5 separate regions of the Homo sapiens genome follow, and regions 2, 3, 4 and 5 are each linked to region 1. A link is a loop called in an ENCODE intact Hi-C map of the cell type or tissue named here. Cell type or tissue: PC-3. All regions are shown on one strand. Each heading gives the region's core, and the rest is flanking DNA. Links, peaks and the distances in the headings are about the cores only.

The links. A loop is a pair of places that touch in the nucleus more often than their neighbours do. Peaks named below come from ENCODE experiments on the same cell type or tissue, not always from the same donor. Only the 100,000 strongest peaks of a DNase experiment are listed, where the experiment ranks them.
Region 2: a loop joins it to region 1, with 4 times the contacts of the local background. A loop is called at or near these places in 3 of 110 quality-filtered maps.
Region 3: it touches region 1 in a loop (5-fold over the local background); 3 of 110 quality-filtered maps call a loop at or near these places.
Region 4: it touches region 1 in a loop (11-fold over the local background); 3 of 110 quality-filtered maps call a loop at or near these places.
Region 5: it touches region 1 in a loop (7-fold over the local background); 2 of 110 quality-filtered maps call a loop at or near these places.

Annotation. Positions count from the first base shown.
Region 1 is chr2:40,952,639-40,959,023 of GRCh38, reverse strand. All of the region lies in intron 1 of LOC105374497 (a long non-coding RNA gene), which reads left to right. Among named protein-coding and RNA genes, the nearest start is that of LINC01794, 210 kb to the right of the region's middle. In PC-3, for the core only: a CTCF peak has its summit at 3,223; a DNase peak (open chromatin) is centred at 1,253; H3K27ac peaks cover 2,481 bases.
Region 2 is chr2:41,778,843-41,785,227 of GRCh38, reverse strand. No RefSeq gene overlaps it. Among named protein-coding and RNA genes, the nearest start is that of LINC01913, 96 kb to the left of the region's middle. In PC-3, for the core only: a CTCF peak has its summit at 2,464 (motif pointing right); a DNase peak (open chromatin) is centred at 2,477; H3K27me3 peaks cover 744 bases.
Region 3 is chr2:41,280,345-41,286,729 of GRCh38, reverse strand. No RefSeq gene overlaps it. Among named protein-coding and RNA genes, the nearest start is that of LINC01794, 540 kb to the right of the region's middle. In PC-3, for the core only: a CTCF peak has its summit at 3,447 (motif pointing right); no DNase peak of the experiment used is centred there.
Region 4 is chr2:41,407,133-41,413,517 of GRCh38, reverse strand. LOC105374506 (a long non-coding RNA gene) reads left to right here. Exons shown (of 4, transcript XR_939997.3): 4 at 1-989. Among named protein-coding and RNA genes, the nearest start is that of LINC01913, 470 kb to the left of the region's middle. In PC-3, for the core only: a CTCF peak has its summit at 3,269 (motif pointing right); no DNase peak of the experiment used is centred there.
Region 5 is chr2:41,696,239-41,702,623 of GRCh38, reverse strand. No RefSeq gene overlaps it. Among named protein-coding and RNA genes, the nearest start is that of LINC01913, 180 kb to the left of the region's middle. In PC-3, for the core only: CTCF peaks have their summits at 3,409 and 3,624 (motif pointing right); no DNase peak of the experiment used is centred there; H3K27me3 peaks cover 1,954 bases.

The DNA.
Region 1 (6,385 bases), core at 553-5,552:
TTATTTATTTTAGTTTGTGTAAGACTTAACAAATTATTAGTTTATCCACTTTTGGAAAAGGGAATGGGAATTCCAAAGAAATATAATCTTTCCTGTGAGATAGTATTAAAAGAGCTGTGAAAATGGATTATGTAGGCAATGCTCATTTCTCACCATTTTTATGAGAATTTTGTATTAGTTTTAATAATTGATAGTTACAAATTAGAGGTAAGGGCATCTAAAATGCCAGGGAGATATTGAATTAACTAACTTTTGCCTTTCTATGTTCTCCAGGGACAACATATTTCAATATGAAACTAAATTAAATGTGAGTTCAAGAGTGGTTTAGATGTGTCAGGAAGATACAATTCTACAGAAAAAGTTGCAAAAATTTAAAAATTTATTAAAAAGATTACAAAAATTACAATGGTTACCTGACGATCTTAAAAAGCATATGGGCTTATTGTTTCACATTTTGTAACATAATCTATTACAAAATAAATTATTCTTCGAGAAAAATTATCTTGAAATGGTAATATTCATATTATAAATTAATAATACAACTGAGTTTGAATAACCATTCAAAACGACTGCAGAATAGCTTTTCTTTAAGTCTCAAAAACTTCATCTGTAAGTGAATCTCACATTCTAGTGCTGCAAAAGTGGTGAAAGATTTTATTTAATTATAGCAGTCTTTCTTTGCCAATCCATGATGGCTTAGCCTAAAAAAGAACTCCTAGGACATGGGTGTAATATTGAATCTAAATAAAGTGTCAAAAAAGCCATACATTGTTATTTAAATAGTGCTGCGATATAACTCTCTTCACAGTGTTTCCTCTTAAGGCAGGAATCACATCTCATACTTCTTGGGTTTCTTTTTTTTCCCTGGAGGCTTATGTGCTCTAAAGACTTCAATATATTGACCAGTATGTGAAATATGAGAACCATATATTAATAAAATGCTTGAACTGAGCTAAAAATGGAAATCGAGTACTAGTAATCTCTAGCTATCTTCCCAGTGTTCTATCTCAACACGCTCCATTCAACCTGCAAGAGGAATGATACGGTTTGGATCTGTGTTGCTGCCCAAATCTCATGTCGAATTGTAATCCCCAATGTTGGAGGAGGGGTTTGGGGGAAGGTGATTGGATCATGGGGACGAATTTCCCCCTTGCTGTTCTTGTGATAGTGAGTGACTTCTCTTGAGATCCGGTTGTTTAGAAGCATGTAGCACCTCCCCCTTCTCTCTCTTCCTCTTGCTCTGGTCACGTAAGATGTGTCAGCTTCCCCTTCCTCCATGATTCAGTTTCCTGAGGCTTCCCAACCGTGCTTCCTGTACAGCCTGCGGAACTGAGAGCCAGTTAAAGCTTTTTTTTTTTTTTTTTTTTAGATGGAGTCTCGCTCTCTGGTCAGGCTGGAGTGGCGCAATCTCAGCTCACTGCAACCTCCGTCCCAGGGTTCAAGTGATTCTTCTGCCTCAGCCTCCTGAGTAGCTGGGACTACAGGCCTCCACTACCACGCCTGGCTAATTTTTTTTGTTTTTAGTAGAGATGGGGTTTCACCATGTTGGTCAGGATGGTCTCGATCTCTTGACCTTGTGATCCACCTGCCTTGGCCTCCCAAAGTGCTGGGATTACAGGCATGAGCCACTGCGCCCGGCCAAAGCTCTTTTCTTTATAAATTACCAAGTCTCAGGTATTTCTTTATAGAGTATGAGAACAGACTAATACAAGGCAACGTGAACTGATTACAGTTCTTGTTTCAAATATTTATGCATTTATTACTCATTTGGCCTGAAAAACAAACAACTTTCTATCTCATTTTCTCTTGCTAAATGTCGAGTTAGCTAGAGCATAATTTCTAGAACCTTGCCAGAACCCTTCAGTTTTTAATAAAAAATGAAAACTTAGAGCTTCCATAGCACATCTGCATAGCTAATGCATCGCATATTATTAAAACCATGTTTGCATAGCTCTCTTCCTTGATTTTAAGCTACTGTGAATTTCAGCTGTTTGACTATAAAGTACCTAATTGTATTTTTTTTCTTTCTTTCTTTTCTTTTCTTTTTTTTCTTTTTTTTTAAGACAAGGTCTTTCTCTGTTACCCTGGCTAGAGTTCATTGTGATAACCCAGCTTACTGAAGCCTCTACCTCCTAGACTCAAGCAATCCTCCCACCTCAGCCTTCTGAGTAGCTGGGACTACAGTTGCGTGTCACCACACCTGGCTAATTTAAAAACATTTTGCTGTTGTTGAGACAGGATCTCGCTATGTTGCCCAGGTTGGTCTCAAGCTCGTGGGATCAAATAATGCTCCCATCTTGGTTTCCCAAAGTGCTTAGATTATAAGTGTGAGCCACCTGGCCCCTAGTTGTATTTTTCTCCATATTTATACTTTCTGGGGCTCATTGAACATCAAGAACTTCTAAATTTATATCATTCACCTAATTGTGAATTGTTTCAGTCATTACTTCCTCAAATAGTTTTTCTGGTCCATTTACTATCTTCTCTTCTTCAGGGCCTCCATTTACACATATATTTGGCATTTACATATTGTCCAACAAGTCCTTAACATCCTATACATTAAAACAAATTTTCTGTTTTTTTAAGATTGGAAATTTATTTTTCATTTTGTAAACTATGTTTATCGAGTCTGTCATCTATATTCTTCTAGTAAACCATTCAGTGAATTTTAAATAACACATATTGTATGATTTTATTTCTAGATTTTTTTATGTAGCTATTGTTAATAGATTCTAGTTCTCTATTGACATTTCTGATCTTTTTATTTATGATGTGTATGTTAGCTCTTACCACCCTGAAAGGGTTTAGACTAACTATTTAAAATCTAAAGCCTTTTTTGATCATTCCAACATCTGGGTCATCTCATAGTTGGCCTTTGTTGATTGCATTTCACCCTGAAAATGCGTTACCTTCTCCTGTTTTATATATGTCAAATAATTTTTATTTTTGTATCCTGCATTTTGCTAATGTAGTACCATAGAGACTTTGAATTAGTTTATATTATTCCAAAGTGCTGCTTTTTTTTTTTTGGTATTAGCATGCAATTAATTTTACTGGACTCCACATGTGAAATCTTATTTTGAATTTTTTTTCTCCTTTAGAAAGGTTGTTTGCTACCTGTCCCACACATGTACAGTCAGACCTCACTCAGTCAGAGACTTAAGTAGAAATATGCCCATAATTAGAGCTCCCCTTGCTGGTTACTCAAGATTCACAGTACTTAAGATTCAAACTGAAGAATCAATTCTCAGATGACTTAATTGACACTTTGGCAACACAAAACTTAAGTCTCTTTTAATATATTGAGATTTACTAGATCAAAATCAATTTTTATCAAAGTTGTCAAATATATAATTGAATAAAGCAAAAGACTGCATTTCCATTTTGGAGAAAAAATTCATCCATTCTTCTTATTCCCATAACCTTCTTTCATCTTTCATTCATCTTTCAGTCTCAAAAGTTGAGTCTACCTCCTCTTTCAATGCTGTTACATGTACCACTTATATGTCCTTTGTCTCTGTCCCTTATCTCAACATTTTTCTCTCTCTGTTCTTTCCCTTTAATCCTTTGTTTTCAACTTAGCAGAGTGGGTTCATACATAAGTGATCTCTACTAGCTGTTACCGTTTTATCTCCACTGACTTTGTCCTTAGCCTCTAAAATCTGACTTTCCTCCCCAGTAATTTTCTACTCAAAAGACCTAATTATTAAAGCCAAAAATATGTTGAAAAACAATGCTTCAACCCTTCTACTATGCCTTCTGGTCACATTCTTCACAGCTATTTACAGTACATGAATCATCTTTTTTATCCTTCTTACTCGACCCAACTCTCTCTGCAGCTCTCTGCAATTCTCTCATTGGTGATAATAACCCATAACCAATTAAATCAGTCTTTAAAATGTCAGTAGTTATGTCTGAAATATTCTATGAAATTCCAGATTTAAAAGAGGGAAGTCTAGGAGTTGAAGGCTATAGTGAGCCATAATCATGCCACTGGTTTCCTGCATAGGTGACAAAGCAAGACCCTATCTCTAAAAAATAAAAAAGGAAATTAAAGAGGAAAGTCAGATTTTTCAAGGAAATAACTAAGAAGCAATTAAATTTAAATAGGAAAGAAGGCAAATAAAGAAAAACTTGCTAGTTAAATCCAGAACCCTGTGTCAGCTTCCATTGCCCCACATGGGCACAATAAACTTGCCTGTGGTTTACCAGTCAAGGTGATTTTTCTAGAGCTTCATGTTCTTGTAGCCCGTGTTAAGAAAACTTCTTTAAAAAAGTTTTTATGTGCAGCACCACAGACTTCTGACAATTGTAATACTCCTTTCCTATACCCACAGTAGAGGAAGCACGTGAGTTTTAGAAAGGAAAATGATGATTTACAAGTCTTGTAGCCAAAGTTGAAATACTCATCCACAAAGTTCATAGAAATGTGGACTGGGTCGAAGCTCAATAAAACATGAGATGGAGACTTCAACATTGACAACACTGAGAGTCTTTGTTGAGAGTTGCATAATAAATGAGCTCTTCCAGTAAATTTTAGAACACCTACCCAACTCTTTTTAATTTTTTTCTTTGAAATAGAATCTCACTCTGTCACTCAAGTTGGACTGTAGTGGCACAGTCACAGCTTACTGCAGCCTCAACCTCCCTGGCTCAAGCAATCCTCCTAGCTCAGCCTCTGGAGTAGCTGGGATCACAGGTGTGTGCCACCATGCCCGGCTAGTTTTTTGTATTTTTTTTTTTTTTTTTTTTCAGAGAGAGAGTTTTGTCGTATTGCCAAGGCTGGTCTCAAACTCAAAGACTCAAACTATCCTCCTGTCTCGACCTCCCAAAGTGCTGGGATTACAGGCATGAGCCATTGGCCCTAGCTGCTTTTAATATTTTTATAACTGAGAGAATTGCTCTGAGAAACCCAGTGCGTATCACTACTCGATGGACAGGCCTCACAGACTTCCTTCAAAAAAAGGTATCACCAACCTGTAGGACGTGAGTCAATTAGATAGATCAAGTAGTCATGTTTACTTCAAACTTTTCTTAGTGAAAACAAGTTGCTATCATCTTTAGTAGGTCAATCTTATTGTTTCGTTCAAGTCTTATGTGTCCGTACAAACTTTTATCTGCTTCTTGAATGAATATTTGAGAATATTTTTTCTCTCTTACTGTGGATTTTAAATCTGTTTAGTTGTGTTAATATGTGCTTCATATATTATGAAACTGCTTTATTGTAAGTATTCAAGTACAGATTTTAAAGTCCTCCCGTTGAGTATTCATGTTATTATCATATAATGAACCTCCTTTATACTGCCTCTTCCTTTTGCCTTAATACATTTTATTATATCAACTTCATTTTTGATTGATTTTTTTCTAGTATATCTCTTTGTAACCCCTTATTTTCAACTTGGTCATAATTAGTTTATTTCTAATTTTTGAAATATCTATGACTCTTTTTGATTTCTAAAAGCTGTTAGGTTTCGCAATAGTTAATTTTACGTGCCAGGTTGGATAGGCCATGGTACCAGTCTTTGGTCAGACACCAGCCTTGATATTGCTGTGCAGCTATTTTTGAAAAGTAATTGACACTCAAATTAGTAGACTTTGAGTACAACGGGTTACTTTCCATAATGTGTGTGGGCCTCATCCTATCAGTTGAAGGTTTTAAGAACAACAACAATAAAAAACTAGTCCCCCAAGGAAGCTTCCAGACTGTTTTCTCACTCAAACTGCAACATTGACTCTTCCCTGGGTCTCCAGCCTGCCAGGCTGCCCTGCAAATTTCAGACTTGCCAGGCCCCACAATTGTGCAAAACAATATCTTATAGTAAACTTTCTCTCTCTCAATAGAAAGATTGATACTTTTAGCAGAGAGATCTAGATATATATAGAAATAGGTATATTGATATAGATAGATGTAATATTTATATCTATGTACATCTATAGCTATGTACACATACACATGCATTCTGTAGCTCATACACACACACAGACTTATATATAGAGAGAATATATGTACACAAATGTACACATGCACAACCATTTTATTGATTCTCTTTTCTGGAGAACCCTGACTAATACAGATTCTTTTCTCAAACTTTTCTTGGTCTTAATTTTTTTTTTAAAGAAAGTATATATTTTACTTTTTTGTTTATTCATTTCCATCTCATTTATTTACTCAAACATATTTATTTCATAACCAGTATTTAATTATTTTATTATTACATTTTTAAGAGCCTAAATGTTGTTTGTGGGCTTTTGTTTGTTTTTTTGCTTGTATATTCTCTCTCATTGTGCACTATCAAGTCAGCTTCATCCCTAATATATTTTTGTACTTTAGATTGAGAGCATACCTTTTATGGAAAATCTACAGGATCTGGGTTGGGAGAAGTCT
Region 2 (6,385 bases), core at 572-5,571, 830 kb before region 1:
ACATTCTCTTGCTGCTCTAGGGTATAATGGTCCAATTTTGACCAGTGGAGAAGGCAACACCTTAAGGAGCAGCATGGTACAGGGAGGAAAGCTCTGGGCTGGGAGTCAGAACATTTGGACTGTGCTCCTCAGCAGATGGGTTACTGTAGGCAAGTCACTCCATCTCTCTGGTCTTAGTATGTTTATTGTAAAATGAGTGGGATAGGCTAGATGATGTCCCTCGACTGTTCCAGATCAAATAATGAGATTTCATACAGCATTTATAGATACATGCTTTGAAAACAATACTGCCCAACCTGTTATTTATTTATTTATTTATTTTTTAAAAGAATGTCCAGAAAAGGGAAATCAGAGGCTGATCCTCTGCTGGTGAAATGACATGTGATTCTACATTTCCTCTAGACTGCTGACTTAAATTCATTGTGATTGATGCATAGTTTCTGCAGAACGGAAAGGCCATCTCTGAGATCAGCCTCTGAGTGCTTCCTCATTGGTGGGTCCTAGCAAGTGACTCAGTGGTTTCTCCAATCACCAGCGGGCAAGGAGGAGGTGGCGAAGGTAGGCATTAGGCCAGGCCAGGCGGGCAGCAGGAAATGGTTGGAATTGTTGACACTTGCACCAACTCTTTGTTAAGCCTGTGGGACACTGCCCCTTGCATACTGTGTGACACCGCCCCTTGTGTACACTCGGCCAGTTTCTACCCTGCTCTGTGCTGTCCTGGAGGGTCTACTCCCAGAGAGTGTGTCACTCCAGGCTTCCCTGGCAGCCTGGGTGGTGGAGGAGAGGGAGGTCAGGGCACTTGTCACTGCTGCCTCTCTGCTTTGGCCCCTTGTCACATCCAGGACTAGGGTTTTTTCACAACTTCTGCCCTCACTACACTCTGGTAATGCTACTATCGCTGAGCCCTTCATCTCTAGGGAAATTAATGGCTTCCTGTTGGGTGCCTGTTCATTCTTTTATCCTGTCTACATTTCTATGGTTAGTCCCATACAGGGTGAGTTCTGTTTCTTGCCACATTTCTAACTGTTAAAACATCCAAACAGGGCATGAAAAGCAACAAGGAGTTAAGATTATATTTATCTGTGGTTGTCAACCATGGCTCCATATTAGAATCCCTTAGAGACCTTTAAAAATCCTGTGTTTGGGCTCAATTCCTACAAATTCAGATTTGATCAGTCTAGAGCAGGGCCTATGATTGGGATTGATGGTTACAATTTTTAAATTTTATTTATTTACTTATTTTTTGAAACAGAATCTCACTGTGTTGCCCAGGCTGGAGTGCAGTGGTGCAATCACAGCTCACTGCAGCCTCAAACACCTGGGCTCCAGGATCCTCCTGCCTCAGCCTCCTGAGTAGCTGGGACTACAGGTGGGAGCCACCACATCCAGCTAACTTTTTAATTTTCTGCAGAGACAGGGTCTCGCTATGTTGTTTAGGCTAGTCTCAAACTCCTGACCTCAAGAGATCCTCTCTCCTTGGCCTCCCAAAGTATTGGGATTACAGGTATGAGCTACTGCACCTCTGATTGATATATTTTAAAAGATGTTAATGTGTAGCCTGAGTTTGAAACAATCAGTACCTCTGATTAGTATTGATTGTTGGGGCTGGGGGAAATTCATCTTTTTCCTTTTCTTGGTGGCAAAGGCCCCCTCTTTTTTTCTTTTAAAATTTTTACTAGAGAGAGTTTGATATATACACAAAAGTAGGTTGAGTAGAGCAATGAACCTGCATGTACCCATCACTCAGATTCAACAGTTGTTAATTCAGAACTTCAACTGACTGTGATGTCCAACTTCAGATGACTGATGGCTGACTGGTGTCAGGCATGGCCTGTCAATCTGTAATGCAGCTTGTAAGAACACCCACAGATACAGGATGGATCTGGTGAGCGGTATTTGAAATCTTAAAGCAAGGAGTTTCTTATGGCAGGAGTGGACTCAGTTTACACTTTACCAGTTATATGGGGAAGTTTAATGGCATTGCACTATTAAACCATGCCAAAGATGACTTTCGAAGATTCTGATCTCAAATGTTGCTTGGTTTGACTTGTCTCTTAATGTAGATCTGGATGCTAGCTTCAGAGCCTCTTGGTAGGACATTTCTAGAAAGTAGAACGGTATTGTTGATGAAAAAAAGTGGCCTCAGTCCAAAGACAGATTTCCTTTTCTATAAAATGAGGAGGGAAAATTCCATGAGTGCCTAATGTTCTTTCTGGCAATGATACCAGAAAGTGAGTCTATGAACCTAAGAGAGTGAAAAATGTCAATAATCTTGAATGGTGTTGGTTGGGTTGGGGAAAAATTTGAAACAAACTTGCCACAGGTCAAGTGGCTTTCATGAAATTGACTTAATTACTTATCACTACTAAATGAAAATTGAATCTTTTCCTAAGACTGAATATCAAACACATGTGCCGAATTCCGGTTAGAAAAGTATGATTGTCATTTTTAGTGTTACCACTAGATGGCAGGGGTGCCCCACAGTGTTGGTAAAAACCACCCTGCATTTTCAGGTAAGGAGGATCTGAAGGAGAAATATACAACTTGCTTAATAATTTTTAAGTAATCATGTATAGGTTCAGCCATGGTTTGGGGAGGTAAGGTAGTGGGGTTTGGAGTGAAGATAATTTTTAAAGTAACATTGGGATTTTTCAGGAGGATGGCCTGACAGATGTCTAACCGTTTAGAAGTAAACCAGTGGCCCCACCTTCTGTTCTAACAAAGGGGGTACAGGTCGTGTGGTGTGTACTGGGGTAGGTTGACCCAGTGTGGACTTTACTGTCTCCTTGGAGAAGATGACAAATGGTGGCAATGGCTCGGAGGCAAGAAGGTCAATCCCTTGTGACAATGTCTAGTTGTTTTGAAAAGTAGGCTACAGGGCTCTTGATATTTTTTAAGTCATTAACATCCCTAAACTCATTTCTTGTGTCTTGTGTATGAACAAGTCAAACAGTTTTCTTAGGTTAGGGACTCTCAACGCTGGAGTTGTTAATATATATATTTTTAATGGTTAGAAAGATCTTTTGACATTTTCCAGTCTACTCCAGGGGTTCAGTATCTTTTTTTTGGTGGCAGGGGGTGGTTTTATAGAGAAGTTTTGCTGTAAGGCCAAAATTGGGAATCTAAATATGGGCAAAATCCAGTCATACTTAAAAACCCTCACAGTGTCACCATGTCACCGTGTTGTGGGTCTGGCCACAATGAAAAGAGCTTTTCTCCATCTTGAAGTAGATTTTTTTCTGTGCCTGAGAAAGTTTAAGTCTAAGATACCTAACTGAAGGGTTTTGAGATCTGGGTCTTTTCTTGGATACCTTACATCTGCATCTAGTCAGCTGTAGTATTCTGGTCAGAGTTTCTGTTGTTTACTAATATGTCCTCAACACACTGTAACAAAATCTCATTTTTAAATTGACTTCTTGAAGGTCTTTAACAAGTATTTTTCTCAAAATGATTGGTGAGTTTTTAAAGCCTCGGGGAAGTATTGTGTAGCAATACTGTTTAGCTTGTGTGTCAAGGTCTTATTATTTACAGGCAAATAGTTCTTGGGATTCTGGACTCGAGGAATATACAAGAAGGCACCTTTTTAGGTGTTAAGACTGAAAACCAGCAAAACTCACTGATGAGAGTTGTGAGTAGTGTGTGAGGATTGGGGACTGCCAGATGGATGTCTTTGAGGGTTTGGTTAATGGCCCTTAAATCCTGTATAAACATATATTCCTTAGTTTTCAGTTTTTGTACTGGTAAGATGGTCAATGAGACCTCCAAAGAGGCCTACAAATCAGGAGAAGAAAAGGGGGTGCTGGTTGCACACAGAAAGCTCACCAGAGATGTCTCCAGAGACCAGAAACTGTTTTTCTGCTGCAGGCAAGGTTCTGCGTTGAAGGTCGACACCACCCTGCCAATAGGGCAGCCCCTGGGGATAGCTCTTAGTTCAGGAGAAACAAGTGGCTGCCTGGGCTGTCTCTGGGTCTGCCCTAAAGGCAAGGGGGCCCAGAGATGTAGGCAAATGCCCAGAAGGCATGTGGTTCCTGGCTGACTCGCCACAGATTGCTGCAGCCTCAAATCCATTTTGTCAAAGGATTCTGGGCAAGAGGTTTTTTTTTTTTTTTTTTTTTGGAGTCTTGCTCTGTTGCTCAGACTGGAGTGCAGTGACGCAATCTCAGCTCACTGCAACCTTCACCTGCCAGGTCCAAGCAATTCTCCTGCCTCAGCCTCCTGAGTAGCTGGGACTACAGGTGTGTGCCACAATGCCTGGCTAATTTTTGTATTTTTAGTAGAGATGAAGGTTCACCACGTTGACCAGACTGGTCTTGAACTCCTGACCTCAACTGATCTGCCTGCTTGGCCTTGCAAAGTGCTGGGCAGGAGTTTTTAAGGGGATCATGGAGGGTGAGAGTCTGGAAAATTTGAGGTCATCGATTGGTCAGAGTAAGGAGGGTGAAATCATTATTATTATTTTTTTTAACGAGCTGGCTTTTTGCTGGGCCCTTCGGATCAGCTGGCATGGGTAGTTTTGTGGGTATGCAGAGCCTAATGGAGAAACTCAGTGGAAAGCTTATTATCTCACAACGTCTTAGGTTTCATCTGTAGAACAGAAAGAGAACAGTCTTGTGACAAGGGCTACACATCCCGGGGTAGTAAGCAGTGACAAGCCACAGGTGGGCCGAAGTGCATACTGGCTTCATGATAACTGTGGGTTGTGTTACAAGCCTAGTTGAATTTTATTTTGTATTTTATCCATTGATTTTATAAAATTTTCTTGGGGACAGTTTCAGAACTTTCTATCCCAGCAGAAAGGAATTTAATAAGCTTTGACGAAGTCTCCCTTGAAGATGCTTAGATGAATGACTTTCTTTTCCAGAGGTAGACACAGGCACTGTCTATTGTCAAGGCTGTGAACTGTGCTCCTAGTATTGCTTTAAGTAGAATTTCTTCTCCTTTCTGCATGAATTGCTGTTGACACTGTTGCAGCATCTTTGTAGCTGAGGGTCACCCATTGGAGAGTCTTGTCTCCGAGTAGAACGATACCTAAACCATCCAGGTGAAAGCTGCCTGGAATTAAGTAGAAAAAAGCCCACTAGCAACAGCCTTGTTTAAATGGTTGCTATCTTGCCTCTGCAGGAAGCCAAGCAGCGTTTAAAAAATGCAAAGTCAGCTAAGTTGGTGCAGTACAGAGAACTGATTATGAAAGCTTCACTATTCCATTCTGTCTCTTTAAATGAAATGATTTTCAAAACCTAAAAGTTTAGATGCCAAAGGAGAGGGAAGAAAGCCAAAGCTAAAGGGGGAAAAAATCACATTCCAAAAACAGGGGCTAATTTTACAACAAAAGGAAAAAATCAACTTTGAACTGCTTCAGTGGGCACAGAGGGAAAGTTGCTGCAGATCTGGGCTTCAGGGCTAGCCTGCAAAACATCCAGAGGACCCTAGTCACTGAACAGGAGCCTGCCAACCAAGGTGGGTTTAAGGTCCTCTCAGTTTGTTATAAACAACCTTTTTCCTGAGGATTCTAGGCCCCAGATTTGCATTTTCTTAGAGGACTTACTTTAGAAAACTTAATGTAAATTCTTTCTCTGCTCCTTTGAGATGTAACTCTTGTCCCTGCTGCCAGTTTTATAAGCCAGTAATTTGCTTCTAATTACTTATTTGCTCAATCCAGATGTCTTTTTCTGGGACTGATGATACCATCCCTTTGCTATATAGTCATCAAGAAAGATAGTGCCCCATCTCCCAGTCTTGGTGGGAACATAGGAGACTAACTATGATAAGTGTCAGTTAACAAACTCAGATTAATCTCATCACTAACCTGCTTCAAGCCCCTCCCATACATTTGCATGAATTCACCCCAGTACTCAACACCTCTCCTGCCTTTTGTTTCAGCAGTTGAGGTCATCGTTCTCCTTCTTGCAATAGTCTTGAATAAAGTCTTCCTTGCCTTTTAAACACTGGTGCAACTTTGCTTTGACTCTGCTCATTCCAAGTCCTTTCTCTGGGATCTGGAATCAGGACACCTCTGTGGAGCCACCTTTTCTCCCTAGATGGAACTTCCCTGGGAGATGCCCCACCAGCTTCTCTTCTAGGCTGAAAGAACCCACTTCCCACTTCTGTTCCCTCCCTCTTCCATCTGTTTCCCTGGAAATGCTCATACCAGTGCTTCCTTAGGAGAGATGACACAGGGAAAGTGAGGGAAAGGGCTACTCCAGCCCATCTCTTGCTGTTCCTTGGGTCTGATCTCTATTTCCATAAGCTTCTTTCCATTTTGTATTTTTCTTTTAAATATATATTTTAAATTCTTGGGCAGGGAACAAATTAGGAATGCTATGCATAGATGAGAGGGAGAACATCTCTTAAACAGATACCTTGGGATCCCTTGAGTAAGTGGCTC
Region 3 (6,385 bases), core at 640-5,639, 330 kb before region 1:
GACCTGGGAGACTGAACCACTTCATGAAATGTAGTCATGTCTTTTGTATCTTGTTTAGCCCAGTCTTACATGTATCATGAGGTATTTATTCATCTACATTTCTTTTTTCCTCTCTCAATTCTTCATAAGCTCTGCTTCTAGCACCCCACAGCAGTATATGCTTCTTTATCCTATATCTTTGGACTTAGCCCTATGAGTTGCTTTGGCAGAAGCAGAGGTGGAATAGAGGCAGAAGTGACATTGTGTCAATTATGAGCTGAAGGTTTAAGAGGCATTGTGTGTTTCCATTTGTCCCTCCTTCCCCTTGAACTTCTGCTATTTATCGTGAGAGAAGCAAGTCATGGATAGTTACTGGTCTCAAAATGAGTGACATGTCAAGCAGAACTAAATCTAACTGGCAGCCTGGAGTTATTTTTGCCAACTAAAAAACCCATGGTCAAGAAAAATAGATGTTTGCTCTTGTAAGGTACTGAGATTTTCTTGTTACTTGTTATGTAGCATTATTACAGCAAAAACTTGGGTGATACATATCACTTCCCTCAAAAGACTGGTGCTGCCCTTGCTTGTCATAAAATTTGGTAGATTTAATCATACATGTCCTAATAGGTAGCTAAAATTCATAGTTACCTACTGTAACAGTTTAGACACACTCAATCTTTCCCAGGGCTCAAAGGCACAGTAGATATCATATTTCTAATGAATAATAATTCTCTGCTGTGGAGAGGATGGCCTTATCCAGAAGTATAGAATTAATGCACTGAATTTCACCTACTGCAGTCTCCTAAGCACTCCATTTGGCATCCTTATCTACCTCCCATACCCTCAAGGATATTATACCATATGGATCAAGTGACAGTGATGCTTGAAGGTTTTGGAGCACTCAGAATTGCTAATTGTTTGTGTAAACAATGTGCTAATTATTTAATTTAACTAGGTCTAATAGCATAAATTACCACCATTAAATTGCCTTGTCTCTAGAAATTCTGGAATAACTGAAAGAATAAAAGTGCTAATATGTTATTAGCTGAATTAGGATTTGAACTTAAAATACCACAAACAAATTAATGAGTTTTTTGTTAGAAAAAAAATACTTTTTTACATGTTTATACAGTTATTTAATTTTTAGATTTTTAATTAAAAAATGACAAAAATTATACATATTTATGATGTACCACATGATGATTTGATATTTGTATACATTGTGAAATGGCTAAATCAAGCTAATTAATTAACATGTGCATTACTTCCCATTATAGGATTACTTGACTAACATGGCATTAACTTTGAGTTCATGTATTTTCTAGAAGCCATTGGAAACTGGTTTTAAATGTGTCTTTTTTTCTAATGCTTCACTAGAAGAACAGAGCATACACTTAGCGTATCTTTATATAAAAGAAAATTCTCTAGTTTCTAAATGTTAAGTGTCATTTTTTGGACATTAAAAACAAATCAATTGACTCCTGGCTCTGTTTTGGAAACAGAAAGTTGGAAAGAGCTTTGCTGTCATTATAACAATGATAATAACAAAAGTTACATGTTCTACAAATGTGTAGCCTATCTTGAATCTAATAAAGAGGTTTTAGAGCAAAAATATCTCCAGAAATTTAAAGAAAAATAATCACCTCCAAGAAGAAGTAGAGAAATCAACACTGGCTTGAAGCAGAGCATGGGAGGAAGATCAATCTGACAGAGAAGTAATTAAGAGTATTTCAGCTAGCATTTTAAATTAATTTCTAAAGCTAAATGTGGGCTATAATAAACTATAGAACCCTTGCGATACACACACACAAAGGAAGTTTGCATCCACTTGCGGGGAAGGCTCTGCTCCACAGACCTCACCATGTGCTCAAAAGATTGGAGACAGGGTGGGAGAATGCAGAAGGTACACCTTAGTGGCGAGACCTTGATGAGGAGAACCAGCCACCCCAGGGTCCCTATCTTCTTTATGGGGAAAATGAAACAACTCTTCCTCCTCTGAAAAAAGAAAAAAAAGGAAGCTGCCCAGCAAAGGACAGACAAGCCTATCTAAATCCCTCAGTTTACAAATGAAGACTCATTACAGCAGGGGAAAAAGAAAATGAAAGGCAATATCTTCCAGTCTTTGGGAGAGGTAGAAAAAAATCTAATGGTCTAGCCATTCAAGATTTCTACCAATGAAGCAGGGGCAGTAATACCTATCTAGCACAAGCTCTGCAAAACACAAAAGGCATAGTTTGGTTATCATGACGAGCAGGAGAAGGAACATCCCTGAAACTCAGGGACACAGGTGTGCCAGAATCCAAGGCTGCACCAGGACAACAAAAAATAACCCCCACTCACAACCAGCAGGATGCAAGTTTTATGTATTAAATACAGTGATATACCTCTGGGTGGCAGGGAGGGGGAGAGAGAGAGAGAGAGAGAGACCAACTGACTCTAAGGCACAAATTCAAAGAAAAAAACCTTGTTATAGAACAGAATCCCTGCAGTCAGCATGATGGAAAATTACAGGAATTTTAAGATTTGGCTTATTAAGGATAATCATAGAAATGACAAAACCCAAACATAGTTCAACTCTTGAATAGACAGATTCAAACTCCTGCAATGAAGATGTAGTAGAAGAGAAAGCTCACCTATTTCTAGTCATATGTCCTATTTACTTCAGTTTATTCTATCCTAAAATGCTGCTTGTTAACCAAAAAATAATAAAACACCTGAAAAAGCAAGGGAAAAAACCCCTTTGTCCAGTGACCAATATATCAACAGAATCAGAATCAAATATGATCCAGCCATTAAAACTCTCAGGAAATAAGAATGTAGTAAAAAGGATGATGTACAAATGTACATGATTATATGAGGAATTTGAGCAGAAAGGTAGAATGTATAAGAAAAAATAAAATGAAATCGATGTAGAGGCCAAGGGAAAATTTCTCCTTTGCCCTCTGAAGGTTTGCTGAAAATCACTGAGAAGAAGCATATTAATAGGAGAAGAGGCATACAAATTTATTTGATCATAGTTTTGTGTGACACACAAGCCTTCAAAATGAAGAGCCAAAGATATAAGGGAAACTGCATTTTTATGCTTAGGTTCAACAAAGTATAGACAGCCGTGTAGAAATATGATTGGTCAAAAAGGCTATGATCTAATGCTAATAGAATGAGTGGGGTCCCAGCAAGTCCTGTCTGCATAGATTCTCCTGGTCTCTCCGAGCAGCATTCCTTCCTTCTGAGTATGGAACAGGACCCTTTCTGGAATGGGGATCTTATGACCTACAGTTAAACCACTTAGGCCAGATAATTTCTTAATGGCCAGTTTTTACACAGAAAGGCAGGGGGAAAGTTAGAGTAATATTTTTAGGTGTTATGGCTTACTTTGGAGAAAAGGAGTTCTGGCTTCTATGACCTGCTATGGGATTCTAGTTTCTATGGGAAGCATAGGGGAGAATGAAGGGCCAGCATAGGGGACAATGAAGGACACAAGAGGGCGGGAGAAGCTCAGAGAAAACCTTTTGCTTCTCAGGCTGCTTCTGTCGACTGCATTTGAGGGTATCATATTTGGAACCCCAACACTAGAAAAAGGAAATCAAGACAATAGAAATAAATAATACTTTGGTGTGCTCATCAGTAGACTCAATTTAGCTGACAAAAAAGTATTGAATTTGAAAGAAGTTCAATAGAAATGTTCTAATGAAACCTTAAAAAAAAAAACAGTAGCAAAGAACCCAGATTAGAGCATCTAAGAGCTATGGGATAATATCAAATGTTTTAAAATAAATGTGTTTGGAATCTCAGAAGGAGAAGAAAGAACAGAGAAAAAAAATATTTTAAAAGAATAGTGATTTACAACTCTCCAAAATAATAAAATACATTATACCATAGATCTAAAACTATAGGAAAAAAAAGTAATACCAAAAGTTGTTTGTCAAAGATTTAAACAAAGATAAACCTCTATCTCCACTAAAAAAGATGGAGGAGGGAACCATATTAGCAATATCAGGAATGATAGAAATAATCTAAATGAAGACCCACACACATTAAAAGAATAAGGATAAAATGTATTAAAAACTTTAGGCCCACAAAATTAAATGAATGAACATATTCCTTAAGAGACATAACTTTCAAACCTCAGTCAATAAGAAATGGTGAACTCAAATAATCCTAATCAATTAAATAAATTAAATTTTAGTTAAAGTCTTTTTTTATCCAAATTAACTCTAGCTTCACTGTTTAATTACTATATACATATATATATATTTATTATATATATTTATTTATTTACTTAAGACTGGAGGCTGTTGGTCTTTATTAACTGTTGGAAATGTTTCCTTCTGAATCATTCTGCACAGTTTTGGTGGGGAGCATGGGGCCATGCAATGCCCCTCCACTGGTGCCCACCTGTGCCCTGCACGCTGGGCCTGCACTTCAGTAATTTCACTTGGCCCCCACCTGATCCCCAATGTACAGTAGAGGAAGCTGAGGTTCACGTGCAACAACTTTAATTGAATATGTTCCTGAAGTTCTGTACACAACACTGAAGTTACCTTAGAGTCATGATTTGTGTAAGTGTTCTTTCATTTTACAGAACATAAAAGTTATAGTGTATAACTTTTTTCCTATGATAAATAATCCTAAATTAAGTATCTGTATACATAAGTCTCTTTGTATACTTTGGAATATTCTTTCTTTCTTTTGGGGTGGAGTTTCGCTCTTGTTGCCCAGGCTAGAGTGCAATGGCAAGATCTCAACTCACTGCAACCTCCGCCTCCTGGGTTCAAGTGATTCTCCTGCCTCAGCCTCCCAAGTAGCTGGGATTACAGGCATGCACCACCACGGCCGGCTAATTTTGTATATATATATATTTTTAGTAGAGACGGAGTTTCTCCATGTTAATCAGGCTGATCTCGAACTCCAAACCTCAGGTGATCTGCCCGCCTCGACCTCCCAGAGTGCCAGGATTACAGGCGTGAGCCACTGCACCCGGCCCTTATGTTGGAACATTCTTAACATAAAGTCCCAGAACTAAAAATACTTTGTCAAAGATTGAGCATTTTCAATTCCCTTGCTGTATTTTGCTGAAATGTCCAGAAAGGCTGGATAATTTCACATTCCTGGGGCAGGCAGGAGAGGGCCATCCGGTTTTGGATCATAATCCCAAAACACACAATCCCAAATGCCATAATCTTGAATGTTGAAATCCCTATAGATCAAAATTGCTAATGTCTAAATTCCTAAAGTCTAAAATCCCTAACACTTCTATAACCACAGCTATAAGACTGAGTACACACAATTACCAACCACAGTGATACGCATTTATACCCTTCTCTTCTGACCTATTTTTAAAATAATTTCAACTTTTATTTTAGTTTAAGGGAATATATATGCATGTTTTTGTTACACGTTATTACCCTAAACATTTAAGAAAGAAAAAATACCAAGTCTACATGAAATATTCCAGAAAATATAAAAGGCAAATATTTCCCAACAAATTTTACAAGCCAATATTATTAAATAAAATCAGACTAGCATAAGAAAACTAGAGATCAATATACCTCATGAACGTATCCCTCAGAAAATCCTCAACAACATATTCCTAGGTTTAATATGGAATGAATACAATCCTCTCTTTAGCCATTTAAAAAATATACATTACTATTAATGATAGTCACCATGCTGTGCAGTGGATAACCAGAACTTACTCCTCCTCTCCAAGTGAAACTTTGTACCCTTTGACGAACATCTCCCTTTCCCCATCTACTCCCCCTACCCCCAGCCTCTGGGAACCACCATTCTACTCTCTACTGAGGCGATAAGGTCTCTCTCTTTCAGGGCGTACTTGGCAGCTTTCAGGTAATTTATCCAACACCTGAGCTAAAAATTTGAATCCCTGACCGTATGCTTTTCTTTGCTCACTTTGTCCAGTGACATTATGACCAACCAGTCCATCTCATTAACGTTTCGAATTATCAGATGCTACACAGTCACCCACATCCTTGCTTCTTATAAGTAATTGATTCATAATTTGTCATTGTTGAGTGTTCAATAGTGACATTAGGGATATCTCTTGCCAGATGAGGTATCAGTGCTCTCTTTACTACTGGGAATAGAATTATTAGTGTCTTTAAATTTAATCAGATTACAGAGACAATTCTAGAAACCCCACAATCAATTCAGAAAACCCAACCTTAATATTCTGTTCTTCTAGAACTACTATTGATTCCACAATCTGTATTAGTCAGGGGTCTCCAGAGATATCGAACTAATAGGACTTGTGTGTATATAGAAAAAGATTTATTATGAAGAATTGGCTCACACAATTATGGAGGCTAATAAGTCCCAAGAACTGCAATAGAAAGGTGGGAACCCAGAAAAGCCAATAGTAGAGTTCCAGTTTGAGTCCAAGAGCCTC
Region 4 (6,385 bases), core at 957-5,956, 450 kb before region 1:
AATTGTAAAAATATACAGGAATACTGCATAATTATTTTGAGGGTGGTAGTGATGATTCTGAGGGCTAGGATATTTACGGATACAGTGGGGAAGCCCCCTCTTGTTCAACATTTTCTAGAGAATGTCCATGTTAAACTTATACTTTCTGCTTCCTAGGAAGAATATCTCAGACTTTCTCTTAGCTCTTCTCCCCTTGGCTTTTCTGTGCTATGTCATTCATGGCATTTTTGTGGGATCTACCTAAAACAGAAAATACTATTTTAGAACAGCTGGTTTCTGGGTCAACTTTGGAGACTCAATTTCAGTAATTTTCCAATTTAATAAAACAGTTGGAATATGTTTATATTGATTTTAAAATGACAAAGCAAATGAGAAAAGGTATAATTTAATAGATCCAAGAACTATTGATGAGGAAAATTACTAGTAGCTAGTTCCAACTGCCATCGATTGACACTGAAATGAAGAAAAGAGATGTACACGTATTTGTGAACACCCCATTTTCATGTCAACCAAAGGATTATCAACTTTTCATCTTCAAAATAGATTTCATAGTATACTTTTCATGTGTAACTATATATAAGGTTAATGGCTCTATCTTTTGTGAACCACAACCTATTTGTCCAGCTCCTGCTTTGAGCTTGATGTTTTAATCTTCACAAATATTTGAGGAAGATATAATTATGTCCATAATTATAGCAAAGTGCTAGGTGCAGGCTAGCACTTTGTGTACAGTGGCATAATTACAAAAATCACATCCAGATCTGTCTTTAACCATGCTTCTTTTACCCTGCTATCTTTAAATATAAAAAGCAGTGATTACAATTGTAAAATAACAGGAGTAGAAATAATATGTTGTATTCAGTGGGAAGGAATTGCCCTTTGTTAAGGCAATAATTATAGGACAGTAATTCTCTAACTGAAATAATATACAGATTTTAAGAAAAAACTTATGAAATTCCAATGTTAATTTAAATTTTTTATAACATTATAAAAGCACAAAGATAAAACTAGGTATGTTTCTTATGTTTATGGTTTTTATGCCACTTAAAACCAAATTAATTAATACTTATAAATTAAGTATTAACAGCATTACAAACCAATAACATCTAGTTTAGAAACACTAGCTAGGCCTGGCGCAGTGGCTCACGCCTGTAATCCCAGTACTGCGGGAGGCAGCGCATCATGAGGTCAGGAGATCGAGACCATCCTGGCCAACATGGTGAAACCCCCTGTCTACTAAAAATACAAAAAAAGCAACTGGGCATGGTGGCGCACATCTGTAGTCCCAGCTACTTGGGAGGCTGAGGCAGGAGAATCACTTGGACCCTGGAGGCGGAGGTCGCAGTGAGCTGAGATCGCGCCACTGCACTCCAGCCTGTCAAAACAGCGAGACTCCGTCTCAAAACAAAAACAAAAACATACTAGATAATGTGCTAGATTTATTTTGTGAAAATAAAGTTGCTCTCTGCAATGAGAATATGATATTGACTTCTAACGGTTCTGTTCTTTTATATTCAGGGTACTTACATGTTTTGGGTTGACTCAGTTGTCTTGCCTCTTTGTGTTATTTGAAGTTTTGTGAGACTTTTATTGTGTATACTCCTTTAGTCTGTTTCGTGCTGCTATAGCAGAGTATCCAAGACTGGGTAATTTATAATGAATAGGAATGTATTGTCACCCAGTTCTGGAGGCTGGAAAGTTCAATATCAAGGTTCTGGCATCTTAGGAGGGCATTCTTGCTGCATCAACACATGGCAGGTGAAAGGGAAAGAGAGAGGGAGAGAGAGAGAAAAGATAGAGATCTATTATTTAGTTCCTAATTTGGAGCATTTGGTTCTATTATTTTATCCCACCACAATACACTCATTTATTCCATTGTTTTCAATATTTTTACTTATAGTATTTGTTCATATTAGGTTTTAGTGATTTATTACATAACAAAGGATAATAGCAGTTTTATTCAGTCCTGAGCCAAGTAATGTACTATGCTAATATTTATATCTTTTTATTGTGGTTGTTTTTTTTTTTTTTTGAGATGGAATCTCGCTCTGTTGCCCAGGCTGGAGTGCAGTGGCACGATCTCGGCTCACTGCAAGCTCCGCCTCCAGGGTTCATGCCATTCTCCTGCCTCAGCCTCCCGAGTAGCTGGGACTACAAGCGCCAGCCATCACGCCAGGCTAATTTTTTGTATTTTTAGTAGAGACGGGGTTTCACCATGTTAGTCAGGATGGTCTCTATCTGCTGACCTTGCGATTCACCTGCCTCGGCCTCCCAAAGTGCTGGGATTACAGGCGTGAGCCACCGCGCCCGGCCTAATCTTTGTATCTTAAATAATTTTCTGTTTTTCCTGGATTTAATACTGTCTTTTTATACTTGATTTCATCTTCCTTTATTTGCTTATCAGTAATTCTTCCCAGTCTCTCCAACAGAATATTATTTTTTAAATGGCCATGTAAATAATCAATTAGTTCAATTTTTTGTGAAAACATTCCTTCTGGAGCACCCCATCTTCCCACGTCAATCTGGTCTGCTTGCCTGCTAGCCTCTGCACATTGATCCTACATGTTTTTTTTGTTTTTTTTTTGCCTCTGTCTCCTGAGCTGATGAAGCACATCCTTCAGTAGCTTTCTGAGAAAGGACACATAGAACTTTACTGATCTGAAAATACTTTTATCCTAATCTTAAACCAGTTGATGGTTGCCTGGATTTAATTCTCAATTGAACAGAATGTTTTTTTCTGAATTTGAAATCATTTTTACAGACTTCTATTGTTTAGGTTTTCTGTTGAGATGTCTTTACAGCTTTATAAATAATCTGCCTTAACTCCTTACCTCAGTCCTCCATCTTTCCAATCTTTTATGTGCAGTTTTAAAAATTCTTTGTCATTTTCTGAAATGTTCTAATATCCTCTTTTCAATAGAACATATTCTTATTAAACACAATGTCTTAACGTTATTCTCCCTTAGCATATTAACAGCATCTGTGTTGAAATTTTATTTTGGTTTTTGTGCTATTTTTGTTGGTTTAAATATCTTCAATGTTGAAAACTTCTTAAGTGTCTAATGCCCTTGGTGGTTTATTCATAATCAAGAGAGAAGCACTAATTTGCTAAATAGTGGGTTTCACTATAGATCAGGGTATCTCAATCTTAGTTTCTCAAGATTGAGAAATTGTATTAATATTGACAGTCAATATTTTCAGCAATATTAACATCTTGGGCTGAATAATAGTTTGTTGTCTATACTCTGCATTATTGGAAGTTTCACAGCATTCCTGGCCTCTATCCACTAGATGCCAGTAGCACCCCTCCCAGTTATGACAACCAAGAATGTCTCCAGATATTGCCAAATGTTTTCTATAGGACCGCATCGCTGCAACTGAGAATTATTGCTATGCAGTGATGAAGTAGGGACCTTGTCATTTTGCCCACCTGGCCATTTTTTGGGGTGATGTCCAAATGGTAGCTTTTGTAATTGTATTATTCAGGATTCTCCATAGAAATCGAACCACTAGGCTGTGTGTGTGCATGTGTGTCTGTGTGTTTGAGGCAGAGAGAGAGAGAGAGAGAGATTGAGATTGAGATTTAGGAAATGGGTTCACGTAATTGTGACATCTGGCAAGTTCAAAATCTGCAGGGTAAACCAGTAGGCTAGAGACCCAGGGAAGAGGTGATACTGCAGTTTGAATCTAAAGGCTGTCTGCTGGTAGAATTCTCTTTTCATTAAAAGAGGTCAGTAATTTTTTATTTAGGCCATTAGCTGATTAGATGATGCCCATGCATATTATGGAGAGAAGTCTGCTTTACTCGAGGTCTACTGACTTAAGTGTTAATCTAATCTAAAGAAAACTTTTACGAAAATATCTGGAATAATATTTAATCAAATATCTGGTATTGTGGCCTAGACAAAATGGTCACATAAAATTAACCAGCCTTTCAGTTTTTTCAAGGAAAATCCTCCAGTCTCCTCCTAGGGGCAGCATACGCTTGACTGTGAAAATTCTTGGAGTCAGTGGTGGGAGGTACAGTTTTCGGCAGTTTCCCTTTCTCCCTAAGGCAGGTCTATGTCTTCCTTCCTCTTTATTGTGCCTGATGTGCCTATGTCTGGAACTCAGGTTCTCCATATCCTGAGAATGATCCTCCAATTTACTGCAAGGGTAGAGGATGGATAATCATTTGGATGTGGAGGAGACTTAGTATTCTAAATTCTCTTTATGTAAACATTCAATAAATCCCTCTCTTTTCAGTTCCACACCTTTCCTCAGTGTCTGCAGTGATCAGCACCTCCAGTATGAGCCTGTTGTAGCTCATACTTGGACATAGGTCTTGATAATGCCTCCATCTGCTTCCTTGTTTGAGACACCTTCTCTTCACCCCATTGGTGAGAAAGAGTTTCCTATCCTAAGATTGTGGAGATGGCTGAATACATGCCATCCAATACCAGACAGATGAGCTCTATAGCAGTTTACTTGTTGTATATGCGTAGCCCAGGGTTGTTGACACTGAGTCACACTGGACCACACAGGGGTTGCACTTGGGAATAGAGTGAACAGGCAATGGATTGGGAGTTAGACTTTCTCATAACAAGAGAGTGCAGTGACCAATGGTTCACTTTTGTCTTATTTGAATAATTCTCTGAGGGCTGGTAGCAAACTGAAGCCCCACTACTCAGAGATAAGCAGGCATTCTGCCTGGTTGCCATGATAAAGAGAATAGTTTGACTACAGGACCTTACCTGAGGAAGCAGCGTGGAAACAGGGACTTGCAGTTAGGCCATTTGAGGTCCTCTTGATTTTACCAGATGCCAAGACAGCATATAATATTAATGTAAGGCCTTACATCACATCACATTCCCATCTTCTCTTAGTTGGCTGATTTTTTTATTGACTGTCACTTCTAGTGGCTTCCTTGTTCTTGTGGGTCATGCATATTTTACTTCTTAATTCTCATTTTAATGGGATTTCGGAGGGAAAATCCCTATGTCTAATCTAACATGTATAATAGTATATCCTATCTCTTTTTCATATTAATAAGAAATAAAAGTGTCTTTATTTGCAGATGACATAATAGTCTACATAGAAAATACTATAGAATATATTCAAAAGCTACTAGAACTAGTGAATTTAGCAAAGTTGCAAGATATGAGATTAATATACAAAATTCAATTGTATTTCTATCCAATAGCAAAAAATGATCAGAAATAAAATTAAAAGCTACAACTGCATGAAAATGATGAAATGCTTATTTCAAATGAGAAAAATTAAAGACTAAATAAGGGAGACATATGACTTGTCCATGGGTTGAAAGAATTAATATTGTTAATGTGTTGATTTCCCTCAAATTCATCAGTAGATTGAATGTAATCCCAATAAAAATTCCAGCAAAACTTAGCAATCTCATTCTAAAATGCAAATGGAAATGCAAATACTTAGAATCACCCAAATAACTTTGAAAAAAGAGCAAAATTGGAGGACTTGCACTACCTGACTCGGAGACTTATTATAAACTACACCAATCAAGATGGCGTGATATTAGTGTCAAGACAGAAAAATAGGTCAACAGCAAAGAACTGAGAATTCAGAAATAGACTCGGCCATACATGGTCTAATCTTTCTACAGAGATTCCAACGTAATTCAATGGAAAAAGGATGACATTTTCAAGAAATTGTGAAATAATTGTGTACTGTCTGCAGAAAAATCCAAACCTAACCAAATAACACAACAAAAACAGTAACAAAATCCCTCCAAAAGCATTTCAATCTACATGTCATACTATATATAAAAATTAACTCAAAATGAACCATAAACCTAAATTACAAACATAAAATGGCAAACAGAAAAGCACAGGAAATATGTTCAGTTAGAAAAAAAATTCCTTAGATACACCACCAAATGCATAAACCAAAAAAGAAAAATTTGATAAACTGGGTTTCATCAGAGTTAAGAACATCTGCTCCTTGAAATATACTTTTAACAGAACGAAAAGGCAAGCCACAGATTTGGAAAAAAATGTTTAAAAATTACATATCTGATAGAGAACTTACATTCAGAACAATACAGAACTTTCAAAATTCAATAATAAAAACGAAACAAACCAATTTGAAAAATTGACTAAAGATTTGGGTACTTGACCAAAAGAGATTATAGTTGATGAAAACAACTATAGAGGGCTGAAAGGACTTTGTATTTTGGTTTGAGTGCCAGCTTAGTTGCAGCAGAATAGAATACCGGTAAATTTATAAGGCTTTTGACTCCAGTCCCTGGCTTTCAGATAGGATCTTCAGACCCACCTGGGACTTGGGCGAACTTGCTACCCTAAAGGGAAGGGCACAAAACCTGGATTGATTTGCTAACCACTGATCATAGAGACCTAGGACCTTTTCCATG
Region 5 (6,385 bases), core at 777-5,776, 740 kb before region 1:
AGGTGGAGGTTGGGACGATGCTTCTACAAGCCAGGAAATGCCAAAGATTGCCAGCAAACTACTGGAAGCTAGGAGAGGGCCATGGAACGGATTCTTTCCCACAGCCCCCAGAAGGAACAACCTATGCCGACACCTTGATTTGGACTTCAGGGTTGTGATACAGTTCTGTTGTTTTAGCTACCTAGCTTGTGGTACTTGTTACTGCAGCTTTAGGAAGCGAATACACTGGGCTTATAAAATGAGCAAATTCATCAGCAAAGGGGGATTTTCTACATCTGTGGACTCCTTTTACCCTTTCTTTTGCTTTGTGTGCTATCACAGCTCTTACTCAGCTATTGCCCCTACCACAGTACCTCATCTTTCCTTTCCTTTTAGAGAAATTGTATAAAAACTATGGTATCCAGAAAGGATAACTATTTGATAGATTAATCTGGCTTCGACAGGCAATGATTTACTAAATGACTGTTGAATATGCTTAGAATGTCCAACTCTGGCAAATTTGAGAAATTTCAGGTTGCATGGATATATTTTCTATAATCCTAGAAGTAAAGGCCAACATTGTCTAAAAAATGGTGGACATTTTAGCATAGTCGATAAAGACTATTAACCAGAATGGAGGACACTTTATGTTATGAGTAGATGAATGTGTTTTATTCTATGAATAATGAGAGCTAAAAATAACTGCAAGAAAGGAGTGGCATGATCAGTTAAGAACTTTATTTAAAAATAATTACACATTTACAGGAAGATGTAAGGAAATGCACAAGGAGGTGTCATGCACTCTTTACCCAACCTTTCTTAATGTGAACATGTTGCATAACTGTAGTATGTAAAAAACAGGAAATTAACTTTGATATAATCCATAGGGCTTATTTAGATCTGGCAGGTAAATATATGCACTCATTTATATCATGTGTATGTGTGTGTGCAGCTTCGTGCAATTCTCTTTTTCTTTTTTATATAATTTTTTTGTAGAGATAGGGTCTTGCTATGTTGCCCAGGCTGGTCTTGAACTCCTGGCCTCAAGCCATCCTCCTAACATGACCTCTCAAAGTGCTGGGATTACAGGCGTGAGCCACTGTGCCTGGACTCCATGCAATTTTCTTATATGTGTAGTATCATATAACCACTATCATAATCAGGTTATGTAACTCTTTCGTCACCACAAGACTCGCTTGTGTTACCCTCTTATAGCTACACCCATTTCCTGCCCCATCCTTAACCCCTGTCAACCACTAATGGTTCTTTACCTCTATAATTAGGTCATTTCAAAAATGTTACATAAATGGAATCATGCAGTATATATTCTTTGACAGTGGCATTTTCCACTTAGCATAACTTCCTTGAGGCTCATCCAGGTTGTTGTGTGGATCAAGAGTTCATTCCTTTTTATTGCTGAGTTGTATTTCATGGCACGGATGCTCTACAGTTTAACCAGTCACATATTGAAGGGCATTTGGGTAGTTTTTGGCTATTACAAATAAAGTTATGACATCCATGTGCAAATTTCTTTGTGAAAATGCATTTTCATTACTCTGGGACGTATGCTCAAGAGTTCAATTGCTGGGTTGTATGGTAAGTCTATTTTTAGTTTTAAAAGAAAATGCCAAACTATTTTCCAGAGTGGTTCTACCATTTTACATTCTCACCTGTGATTCGGTTTCTCTACATCCTCTCCTGAACTTGATGTTACCAATTTTTTCTTAATTTTAGTCATTCTGATAGGTGTAGTTATATCTCATGGTAGTCTTAATTTGCATTTTTCTGATGGCAAATGGTGTTAAACACCTTTTCATGTGCTTCTTTGCCATCTGTGTATCTTCTTCTCTGCAATGCCTGTGAATGTCCTTTGGCCGTTTTTAGGTTGGATTGTTTGTTTTTATAATTGTAAGCATTGAGAGTTATTTATATATTCTAGATACAAGCCCTCTGTCAGATGTGTGATTTGTGAATACTTTCTCCCAGTCTATGGTTTATCTTTTCATTCTCTTAACAGGGTCTTTTGCAGGGCAGAAGTTTTAAATTTTGATGAAGTCCAATTTAGCATACAGAATTTTGCTGTCAAGGATATGATCCGTTTTACATTTTTGCATGTGAAGGATGAAAAAGAGATCATTGAATATGGGGAAAAGTAGATAGTTGCAATACTATTTCAGCAGTCCATTTGGAAAGGGCTGAAGTGTCAGTATAGCTGGAGACAAAGGTAGTAGACCTGAGAGAACTTCGTGATCAATATCATACAGGAAGCATTGGGGTGTCAGGTGACATTTGGGGTTTGGATTTACACAATTGTGTGAATAGTCTTCCCATTAACTGGGGCCATTATATGAGAGAAGAGCATGTTTGGAAGTTGGGGCCAGGGTGGCCAAGACTTGAGATTAGACACAATGAGCTTCCGGTGCTTATGGGACATTCAGGGAGAAAATATTTAGTGTGCAGCTAGAGAGGTGGGTCTAGACCTCGGGTGAGTGTTCAGAACTGAGGATGCAGACCTGGGCATCATTGGCCCTCAGGTGTGCTTGAAGTCACGGAAGTAAACGAGACCTCCTGGGGATGAGGTATATATGTTTCAATTCTGCATGAGAAAGCAGAAGACAGGAGGTCGATGCAGTGAATGATGTAGACAATCTGAAAACTAGACAAAGGTTAAGAAATTCCATGTTACCTTCCCTTACTAAGAAACTGGAGATTTGGGCAAGTGAGAATCTTTCAGTGAATCATTCAGTGTCTTCCTTTGGAAAGTAGAATCAGGGAATGATTTAAATTTATTTATTATTGAGTTGTTGAACCTTATATATATGAGAGTCAAGTCACCAGATCGATCCCTGACTTTTACCTCCAGTATTCTGTAACCCATCTTTTTATTCCAAACTTACCCCAGAGGAATGGAGTTCATCATCATCTTTAGTTTGGAATGAGAGAAAATCATTTCAGTCTGCTGCATCTACATAATGCCTCATGAAGCGAATACAAGATAATGAAAAAGAAAAGTTAAAAACCGTAATAGCTAATGGAAATAGGTATTTGAAGATAGGAGCCTTTGAGTAACATGTAATATCTAAGCCTTTAATTTTTAAAATGCTCAAGCACAGTGATTTATTTTCATGCTGTGAGTGAATGAAAGTTAAAGACTGAAATTCTTTTAAAATGAAGGCTGCTTCCTGTGCTCTCGTCAAATAATGGCGCTATGTGCTCAAGCTGGAAGCCCTCCCCGCCCTTAGATACGCTCGCTGTGCTTGTAGGAAAAGAAAATATGTAGGGAGGAATGGACCCCACTGTATTTAAAAGGGATTTGGGGAGGTTTTGTTCTTAGAGTCATGGCCAAAAAGCCTTGAAGGTCCTGACAATGACAACTGGATTCACCGGTGCAGCAGATTTTCCCAGCCACCAGCTCATAGACTCCTCCTCGCTCCCCTCCCTCTCTGTTTTCCTCACACAGAGTTCCCTTGCACATGGATTCCCACTAGCCGTTTGCTGTCAGGCTAAAAAGAGTGTTTGGCTAGAAATAAAAATTTCTCTTGAGTATGACACCTTCCAAGGAGGAAAGGAGATGCTAAAATGTGGGCAATCTCTCAGGGTCTCCAGGTGGACAGGAGCTGGGGAAGCGGAGATGTGGGCTATGCCAGCAGGTGGCAGTGTGAGCACGCAGCAAGACAAACAGAGACCGTTCCCCCCTTCCCCGCGCCGACCCCCCATTCCTGGGGACCAGGACCTGCCGCTGGTTCTGCACATCTTCAAGGTAGATTTCCAGCGTCCTACCTCCCACATTTCAAGTCCTGGTCGAATGCCGTAAAAGCTTTTCCACTGGATAATTTATAGGAACATCCCTTTTCTCTCTTCTTGCCAGTGGCTTATTTTGAAAGGCTGAGTTCTTTGAATAAATGAGCAACCTACACAATATGAAGGGAAATAAAACGCTTTATAGCCGTTTGATGGCAAGTGTTTGTCTGCCTTAAGCACGCCAGTGGCAGAAAGATAAAATAAGGACAAGGTCGTGGTTTTGATCTCTGCTGAGCCCAATTAGCTTTGTTCTATAGTGTGCCCGAGGGCCTCACCTTAAATAAGTTTAACCACCTGGAAATGCTTGTTTTGCATATGGGGGTCAATGCTGAAGTACTGCTCACTCAATACCTAGAAATTCACTAGGGTTAAAAAAAGATTAGCTTCAGAGTCATGCAGACTTGAGTCCAAATCCCTGCTCTATCACTCACTAGCTGGGCAGCCTCGGGTAAGTTACTCTCTTGGAATCTTTCTTCCCATCCCTGTAGGTTCTGTGTGAAGGTGATAGACAATGTACATGAAATGCCAGGCACACAGCAAGTACTCAACCAAAGGTAGCTAGAAATAATCTAACATCCATTTACTGTTCCCATGACAATTCACCTGGATTCTTTGTACACCAAGGAGAATCTGGTTTTGTCCTTATGTTCCTTTGAAAGTACATTTAACTCTTTGCTTCAGTGGATCATCTAGTTTAGAACCTTATTCCTTATCTCCATGCTGGTCTCAGGCTGCAGAGAAGGGAGAGAGACAGAGGAGTGTTTGGGATAGAAAGAACAGCTTAAGTATACATTGTTCTCAAATCACTGCTTTTCATAGCCAAATAGAGATGACTTTTGAATGATCAGCTGTTCCCCTTGTCTGCCTCAGAACAATGGGAGATAGATAGGTGAAATGACTTTTCCAAGAGAAGATCCCCAAGAGTCCCTTCCCTTCATCATTCACACACATGGTTATTTAGATGGCACCCCCACCTTGTGATTGATTCCATGCTGCCCCATGAAGACCTGCACGGTGCCTCTCAAAGACCTGCACGCTGCCTCGTGAAGACCTGCACGGTGCCTCGTGAAGACCTGCACGCTGCCCCGTGAAGACCTGCAAGCTGCCCCGTGAAGATCTGCACGGTGCCCCGTGAAGACCTGGACGCCGCCCCGTGAAGACCTGCACGCCGCCCCGTGAAGACCTGCACGGTGCCCCGTGAAGACCTGCACGCTGCCTCGTGAAGACCTGCACGGTACCCCGTGAAGACCTGCACGCTGCCCCGTGAAGACCTGCACGCTGCCTCGTGAAGACCTGCACGGTGCCCCGTGAAGACCTGCACGCTGCCCCGTGAAGACCTGCACGGTGCCCCGTGAAGACCTGCACGCCGCCCCGTGAAGACCTGCACGCCGCCTCCTGAAGACCTGCACGGTGCCTCATGAAGACCTGCATGGTGCCTGATCTCCGTGGGTGGTTCCACCATCCTCCAAGTTTACAAGCCAGGTCCTGAGGAGCCACGCTTGACATCTCATTTCTCTCTGTGTTTTGCCCAAATATTGTCAGTTTTTTCTCCAAAACGTCTCTCAAATCTGTCTCATATTTTATTATTATCTGTATCAGCACTCTTTTGTCTGTGTTAACTGAATTTCTTCTGGATTTTTACAGGGACCTTCCATTTGGTATACCTGCATTCACTCTATCCCTTCCTTATTATCTTTTCCACTCTGAAATTAGAGTGAAGTTTTAGCCACGATGCTATCTGAAGGCAGGGCTGTTAATGTTTTTCTCTGTAAGTTTAGGAGCACTTTACCTTTACTAGCTATTTCTTATGCTGGACATGAGTTGGGGGAATAGGTCTTGCTATGCTGGCAACACACAGAAGAATCACTCTAGTGTCAAAAAGCTCACATTCAGCTGGGTGCGGTGGCTGACGCCTGTAATCCCAGCACTTTGGGAGGCCAAGGCAGGTGGATCACAAGGTCAGGAGTTCAAGACCAGCCGGGCCAACATGGTGAAACCCCATCTCTACTAAAAATACAAAAATTAGCCAAGTGTAGGGTGGGTGCCTGTAATCACAGCTACTTGGGAGGCCAAAGCAGGAGAATTGCTTGAACCCAGGAGGTGGAGGTTGCAGTGAGCCAAGATCACACCACTGCACTCCAGCCTTGGTGACAGAGCAAGACTCCATCTTGGCGGGGGGGTGTTGGGAAAAAGCTCACATTCCTGGAGAGATTTGGCCATATAAATAAAATGCTACAAAACAGTGTATCATATTGCTGGGTACAGAAGGAGGCCAGCAGGCCTAGCTGACTTGTAGGTAGAGGGAAAAGAGGCCTTCAGGAGGTCTGCATGGAAGCTTCTCCTTCATGGATATTTGTGAAGGGATCTGGGCTCCCTGCTTGGAGCAAAGGCCCTGTCATGGAATTTACAGTCTAGAGAGAAAGAAGGTCATTAAGTAAAAAACGTACAAATACCTAAACACATAAAGAATAATTACAGATTGTGATTAATACTGTGAAGGGAAAGAACAGGTTACATAAGCAAGAATAAAAGGGCCATGATTTTGTTTGGGGAATTGGATAAGGGTCCCCAGAGGAGGTAGCCTTGAGCCAAGCCAGGAGACTGA